3 separate regions of the Mus musculus genome follow, and all the other regions are linked to region 3. The links are chromatin loops, found by intact Hi-C in ENCODE. Cell type or tissue: gastrocnemius. All regions are shown on one strand.

Region 1 (2,500 bases), 190 kb after region 3:
GTAAGGAATCGAGAAAGAGCTATTAATCTGTCAATCCTGTCCATGTCCGGGCCGGGTGAGGTTTCCCGTGTACAGTTTATGGGTTTAAATTCCACACTATCATTCTCTTTGCAGTTCACATTGTTTCAGCTTGACCATTAGGCACTTCTTAACGCTGGCCCCATCCTTCCAATAAACTTTAAGACAATAACTTCTTTTTTAAAAACAGGACCTCAATTCCATTCCTCAGGAGGCCCCTACACTTAAAATCTTCCTCCTTCAGCTTACTAAGTAGCTGGTATTATAGGCTGGTGCTACTGCACCCAGTTTACCACTAATCCTTCATTTACTATATTCAACTTACCATCCAAGAATCATTAGCACTTCTGGGGAGCTTATTAGAACTACAGCTTTGCACCATCCCTGAGCCCCTTTAGACCTGAATCTCTATCTCACGACAGATGACCTGTGAGACAGGGTACGCTGCTGAACCTGGAGCTAGCCTGAGGTCACACAGCCAGCCACACCTCACTTCTTACTCCTAGAACGGGATCTGAACTCAGGTCCTAGAAACTCTAACATTTAAAGAAAACATTTTCTCTCTTTAAAGAAGAGTTAGTTCCCTTTATTATAAAATCCCATGTTTTTCACACTTTTTGAAAATAACAACTTGGAGCTGGGCCTTCAATCCCAGCACTCAGAGTAGAGTTAGGAGAATCTCTCTGAGTTGGAGGCCAGTCTGACTTACAGGACAAGCTCCAGGACACTCATGCCGTTACTTTTTTTGTTTTGCTTTGTTTTTTTTAAGACAGGGTTTCTCTGTGTAGCCCTGGCTGTCCTGGAAATCACTCTGTAGACAAAGCGGGACATTACTATTCTTATTTCCCTATAAAATGTTAAAACTATGGGCCAAATAGTCAAAGCATAAACACTGTTACTTCTATGCAGAGAAGTTTTAGTCCCTAGAATGAATACAGAATGATTCAACATCCACAGAAAGTCTGCAAATACTGACAGCAATCTCCTTTTCTGCCTGGACCTGAAAGACTGCTCCTCTGCTCACTTGAATTCGGGTTTTATGCTGTAGCTGATCTTAGACGTGCAATACCACCACCTAGATGGCCAAAGGCAGCATGACACTTAAATGCGTACAGCATGGAGCTCTACTGAGAGGATACAAAGGTCTGTCTCTGGAGCTTTTAAGCCTGCAATAATGAAAGCCCTGCTGTTTTGCTCTAGCAAGTTAGAAATAAGCAAATCCAGGTCGCTCTGTTAGAGCTACCTACACCTTCAGAGGGCAAAAGCCACCATTTTAAATTTGGTTTTGTCAAGTACTAAAAAAAGTACTCTAAAGCAGAGTTACTAAAAAGCAGTGCGATTTGATCTGTAAAAGTTATGAAATTACAGATGAACTTTCTTCATTTCTATCTGGGTTACCAAAATCATGTCCTATATATAATCCTTCTAATATTGTATACGGAAAAATAACCCCACATTTAGTAATAGCTGTTTTTACTTCTTTACTTAAATGACTTCGTTAAATATTCTAAACGACCCTAAAACTCTCCACTTTACTAAAGAAACAGACTCTGAAGTAGTTCTCTTATCTGCTAAAGTCCTACAATCCTCACTCAGGGGACTGACTGACAGTTCAGGAAGCCCGATCAGTTATGACTCCAAAGTCCATGTGCATAATCACTGTTCAAGATACCCTTATTGACAAACGCTTGTCTTACTGCACAAAATCTGTGATAAAATATGAGAACTATGCTGAAAAGCCATATGTAGGTCAACTTACAAGGGATACTGAGGCTTCAGAAACATGGGTGGAGGCTTCAGAAAGCCAACTGTGTGGGTTTTGCACAGTGGCCTTAGTGTTTAATAGGAAAGTGAAAGGCAGACAAGGCTTCTCTAAACAAATTTCCCCTTGGGAAATTTAAGAAGCACTTTAATTCCTTGGACTGGTTTAAAATAACATGCAGGCTACAATGCACAACTGTAACAGCCAAGCATCAGGGTACAACTCTCTAACCCTATTTACTAGGCAAAGGCTGTGGTCTCTGAGTTTACCTTAAACTGGCCTAACAGTGGGTCCAAGTAAGCCAGGGATATATAACGGAGATCCTAGCTCAGAAAAATAAACTAAAACCCCCCACAAAACAAGCAAACAAATCAAAACTCCTTCTCTACTCCTTAAGTGACCAGCTACGTCTAGCTACTTGTTTACTATGGAAGCTCTAGGTGTGGTAGCTCTACCTTAGGAGGGGAACTTTAAGAAAAAGAGCTTAAATGAGTCAGCTAAGGTCATGTGATAACTGCAACAAACCTCCTTATCTAGGAGTGGACTCTGCATCCAGATCATTCGACACTTCAGGGCCTCAAAAGTTTTCATAAAGAACCTCAGGTTGCTTTGTTTCAACTATCCCAATCCAAAAGGCTTCCTAGAACATTTTTATTTTGTCTACTACAAAGTTCTCTACTTAAATCATTTTCAATTTACAAAGGAATTATACAGTATAAT
Region 2 (2,500 bases), 140 kb after region 3:
TTCCTATTATCTTTGTTGCCTTTTGCAGGTTCTTAGAGGCAAGTCATAGTTATATCCACACGGGAAAGAAGGGCAGTATGCAAGGCCACACACACACACACACACACACACACACACACACACAGAGGGGAGGCCAGGGCCTAGTGCAGAGAGGGAGGCACTATTCTTACAAGGGGAAGCCCTTGTCTTCTACAGATCCCAGCAGAGTGGACTAAGGCTTTCAAGGCCAGTATGGTGGCCTCACAGCTGACATACCAGCACTTGAGATCCTCATGCAGGAGGATTGCTACATGTTGCTTGGGCTACATAGAAAGCTCCGAGCCAGCCAGAGCTACAGATTGGGATCCTGCCTCAGAGAGAGGGAGGGGGGAGGGAGGGAGGGAGAGAAAAGAAGAAGAAGAAGAAGAAGAAGAAGAAGAAGAAGAAGAAGAAGAAGAAGAAGAAGAAGAAGAAGAAGAAGAAGGGGAGGGGGAGGGGGAGGGGGAAGAGGAGGAAGGAAGGAGGGAAGAGGAGGAAGAGGAGGAAGGGGAGGAAGGAAGGAAGGAAGGAAGGAAGGAAGAGAAAGAGAAAAAAGAGAAGAGAGAGAGAGAGAAAGAGAAAGAGAAAGAGAAAGAGAAAGAGAAAGAGAAAGAGAAAGAGAAAGAGAAAGAGAAAGGGAAGGAAAGGAAAAAGAAAGCCTCTGTCTTGCTAGCAGCCTTGGCATGTACACATTTTGTACGTGCCTTACATGTTTTAGGGGACATGGAAGGAGGGGGACATTCACTGACCTTATCATGGCATCATATAAATTCTCTCCAGCATGAGATTCATCTCCTCCTCCCACCTACCACCCAGATGCTTCAGGAACCACCAGAAACAAGGCCTAGCACACATCTGGGCAGAGCCAAATCCACCTTCAATGAGATGCTCAATTTTGCAGGTGGAATTAAAAGTTGTAGCTTGCTGACCCCTAGTGGTCAGTTAGTGTAATACCTGTCAGCCTGTGATGTGTTACTGGGAACCAATTTCCCAATTTTTATTAAGCACATAATACCCGCTGTGTATCATGGCACGGTGTATAGTGTTTGGAGCAGCAAGTGTGGGAAACAATGTAAGACAGGTTACAACTATTGGGGTAACCTACCCCCACACATATTGTATCAACCGGCTATGAAAGTGTGTCCCAGCCGGGCGGTGGTGGTGTACGCCTTTAATCCCAGCATTTGAGAGGCAGAGGCAGGTGGATTTCTGAGTTCGAGGCCAGCCTGGTCTACATAGTGAGTTCCAGGACAGCCAGGGCTACACAGAGAAACCCTGTCTCGAAGAAAACAAAACAAAAAAAAAGTGTAGAGCAGAGACTGAAGGAAAGGACATCTAGAGACTGACACACCTGGGAATTCATCCCATATACAATCACCAAACTCCGACATTATTGTGGATGTCAAAAAATGCTTGCTGATAGGAGCCTGATATAGCTGTCTCCTGAGAGGCCCTGCCAGATACAGAGGCAGATGCTCGCAGCCAAACATTGGACTGAGCATGGGGTCCCCAATGGAGAAGGTAGAGAAAGGACTGAAGGAACTAAAGGGGTTTGCAACCCTATAGGAGGAACAACAATATCAACCAACCAGACTGCACCCCCCCCCCGATTAAGCCACCAACCAAGGAGTACACATGGTTCCAGCTGCATATGTAAGCAGAGGATGGCCTTGTCAGGCATCAATAGGAGGAGAGGTCCTTGGTCCTATGAAGGTTCGATAGATGCTCCAGTATATGGGGAATCAAGGGCAGGGAGGTGGGAGTGGGTGGGTTGGTGGGTGGAGGAACACTCTCATAGAAGCAGGGGGAGGGGGAATGGGATAGGAGGTATCCTAGAGGGGGGAACCAAGAAAGGGGGTACCATTTAAAATGTAAATAAAAAAATAACCAATTTTTAAAAAGGAAAAGAAAAGAAAGTGTGTCCCAGCATTCTCAATTGTTAATCACTGTGCCAAGTGGATTCTCTGATATTATCATATTAAAAAGTTGTCACGGGGCGGGGGGGGGGTGTCACAGAAGGTCACATTGCCCTTAATCTTGCCAAGAGGCAACGCTGAGGTTTGGACTGGGCTTAGCCCTGCTCACAATGAGTAGACTGTAGAGCCTCTCCTACACTAATAGATTTTTTTTTCTAGGAGAAAGGAATGTGGCTTTTGATAAAGAGCTTGCTTGCCATAGGAGCTGGGGCAGAGGGACTGAAGCAGAGCAGGGGTTGGTCAGGGAGACCTGGTGGGGTCAGGGAGACCTGGTCAAGGTGGGCCTGGTGGGTCAGGGAGGCCTGGTCAGGGTGGGCCTGGTGGGTCAGGGAGGCCTGGTCAGGGTGGGCCTGGTGGGTCAGGGAGGCCTGGTCAGGGTGGGCCTGGTGGGTCAGGGAGGCCTGGTGGAGAGACATGTGTGGCTGAGGGACTGCCCTAGCAAACAGGCTAACATAACAGCCTCATACCATAGAGATGTCTCCATGTCTTTATTATTGAATCTCAGG
Region 3 (2,500 bases):
GCCACAATCCTCTATATCCTATAATCTCCCTCTCAGTTATTTCCTACTTTGGTAACCCCCAAGAGAAAAGCAACCCGAATACTAAGCAGGAGCAGCAAGAAGCACATCTGCTCTAACCTCTGTATGACCCTCATGCAGTAGCTGGGGAGATGAATTAAAGCGATGAAGCCATTGGCGTCAGTCTCCAGTGACGCCAGCAGGGAGGTGGAGCCCAGAAGCAGATTTGCGGCTGACAGTCATTTCCCACCCCAGAAAGTCCCCAGAGGTCCAGGAAGCCATTCCAGCTGGAATAATGTTTACTTAAAAGCTTTGTTTCCATTCTTAACCCACCTTACCTGCATGACTGCATGTTTCTGAAGTTAGATTAGAGAAATTCCCAGCTTGATACATAATTGCAGTTTGCAGAAGACAGCTAAAACACATAGAGTAGAAAGCAGACCTTGGGAGTCGGTGCTTTACAGAGTCTTTTCTCATCTCCATTGCCCTCAAATTCCAGATGGACTCCCAGTATGGACTAGTCAGAAACTTGGGGGGTCACCTTCCAACTCAAGGAAAACATATGAGGGACCTGTTAGACACAGGCTTCCTGTTTGCATAGACAGTGCTGGTTATAACCGAGTGTGGAAGAATTGGGAATTTTAGGAACATTTTAAATCACACGGATCCTTATGCGATTTAAAACAGATCCCAACACCCATCTTGAAATTTCTTGTTTCTTTTAAAGTTACTGCTGGAGAGATGGCTCAGTGGCTGAAATGGCAGCTTTGTCATCATACTTTATTGTATCCATGTGTGCAAAATAAAAATAAAATTTTTTAACAAAAGAGACACAAGTGAGTGCTCTGGTGGCCGGAGGGTAAAGGTGCTTGTCACAGCCGGAAAGCCTATGTTCAATTAGCACAGCCTACGTAGTGTGAGATGAGAACTGGCTCCTACAAGTAGTTCTCTGACCTCCACGCGTGTTTCGTAGATCTGTGCACTCATGCACACAAACATACAAATAAATGGAAAAAAAATACTAAAATAAAATGGCAGTTAATATCTCATTTGTAGCTGAAAAACTCCACTTTAACTGAAAAAACAAAAGACCCACTAAATATGTTCATTTCTTCCTACCACAGACAGGAAGGAGCTAAGTGTGGGCTTTGATACCCGCTACACTGCCAGGGGACTGCTGGAGCAAGGACTAGGGACATCTATGGCCACATATCAAGTAGAAGTATAAGAACTTGGTTGTTTCTGTTACCCGGGGCAGAAAAACACACAGGCTGTCTTCTGGGTGAACTCAGCAGCCCTAACACTGGAGGGAGGAGGGCTGGCTTCACAGCTTAGAGACCATGTTAAGACCACCACACCCTCCACATTGGCCAGGTGCTGCCAGGCAGACAAAGGCTCAGCCTTGCCTTCCCACTGGAGACCGGCAGAGGGAGTCACATCCAGGACGCTGAAGGCAGAGAATTCGAGCAATACAGCTTCTAGAGCTTTAGTTCCTGTGAATGTTCCACGGCCTGTAAAGAGGTGAAGGGGAAGCCTGGCTGCCAAAACCACTCTGCCTCAGCAAAGGAAGGCTCCACCAACGTTTGTCTCATTTACCCTGGTCGACACTCGGGTATGAGAACTTTGTGGCTATTCCCCAACATGTAGGCACTATTACAGTGAATTAGAGTTCTGACTTTTAATTAATTAGTTAATTTTAGTTTTTGAAACAGGGTGGCACTCTGCAGCCCAGGGTAGCCTAGAACTCACTTTGTGGCTCTCCCTTGCCTCAAAGTCTTGGAGATTCTCTTGCCTCAGTCTCCCAAGCATTGAAACTACAGGCGTGAGCAACAATAGCCAGCTAAGGTCTCTGAACCGAAGCAATCTTACTGATGACATCTTGAAACATTTCATCTCCAGAGTCTGATGCTCAGGGGAAATGTGACTATTAACAAGCAGAGTGGCTTGTTGGCTGTTAAGTACACCGAGGATTTGCGCTGCCTAGTTTCTATTTCAACTTCACACAAGCCGGAGAGAACCTCAGTTGAGAAAACACTTCCATAAGATTGGGCTGTAGGCAAGCCTGTGAAGCAGTTACTTAGTTAGTGATTAATGTGGGAGAGCTCAGCCCATTGTGGGTGGGGCCACCCTGGGACTGGGATCCTGGGTTCTATAAGAAAGCAGGCTGAGCAAACCATGGGGAACAAGCCAGTTAGCAGCACCCCTTCATGGCCTCTGCTCTAGCTCCTGCCTCCAGGTTCCTGCCCTGTTTGAGTTCTTGCCTGACTGCCTTCAGAGATGAACGGTGATATGGAAGTTAAGCCAAATAAACCCTTTCCTTCCCAAGTTGTTTTTGGTCAGGGTGTTACATCTTAGTGATGCAAACCCTGACCAAGGCAACATTCCTTCTCTCTGTTACACTGCAAGCATCCCAGGGAGTTCTTCATCTTCAGCCAGAGACCGGAGGTGGTTGATACAGCTTTCTCAGGAAATGCCAGTCTTAAATTCGTAAGAAGTCCAGTGT

Evidence for each region. Peaks named below come from ENCODE experiments on the same cell type or tissue, not always from the same donor. Only the 100,000 strongest peaks of a DNase experiment are listed, where the experiment ranks them.
Region 1: a loop joins it to region 3, with 3 times the contacts of the local background. A loop is called at or near these places in 3 of 42 quality-filtered maps.
Region 2: a loop joins it to region 3, with 8 times the contacts of the local background. A loop is called at or near these places in 17 of 42 quality-filtered maps.

The regions. Positions count from the first base shown.
Region 1 is chr1:156,041,824-156,044,323 of GRCm38, reverse strand. The region is part of intron 2 of Tor1aip2 (torsin A interacting protein 2); the gene reads right to left. Among named protein-coding and RNA genes, the nearest start is that of Tor1aip1, 6.6 kb to the right of the region's middle. In gastrocnemius, a CTCF peak has its summit at 1,090; a DNase peak (open chromatin) is centred at 1,109; H3K4me3 peaks cover 1,830 bases; H3K27ac peaks cover 2,500 bases.
Region 2 is chr1:156,084,454-156,086,953 of GRCm38, reverse strand. All of the region lies in intron 2 of Fam163a (family with sequence similarity 163, member A), which reads left to right. Among named protein-coding and RNA genes, the nearest start is that of Tor1aip1, 49 kb to the right of the region's middle. In gastrocnemius, a CTCF peak has its summit at 959 (motif pointing left); a DNase peak (open chromatin) is centred at 977.
Region 3 is chr1:156,228,553-156,231,052 of GRCm38, reverse strand. No RefSeq gene overlaps it. Among named protein-coding and RNA genes, the nearest start is that of Gm30472, 17 kb to the right of the region's middle. In gastrocnemius, a CTCF peak has its summit at 1,413 (motif pointing right); a DNase peak (open chromatin) is centred at 1,412; H3K4me3 peaks cover 269 bases; H3K27ac peaks cover 650 bases.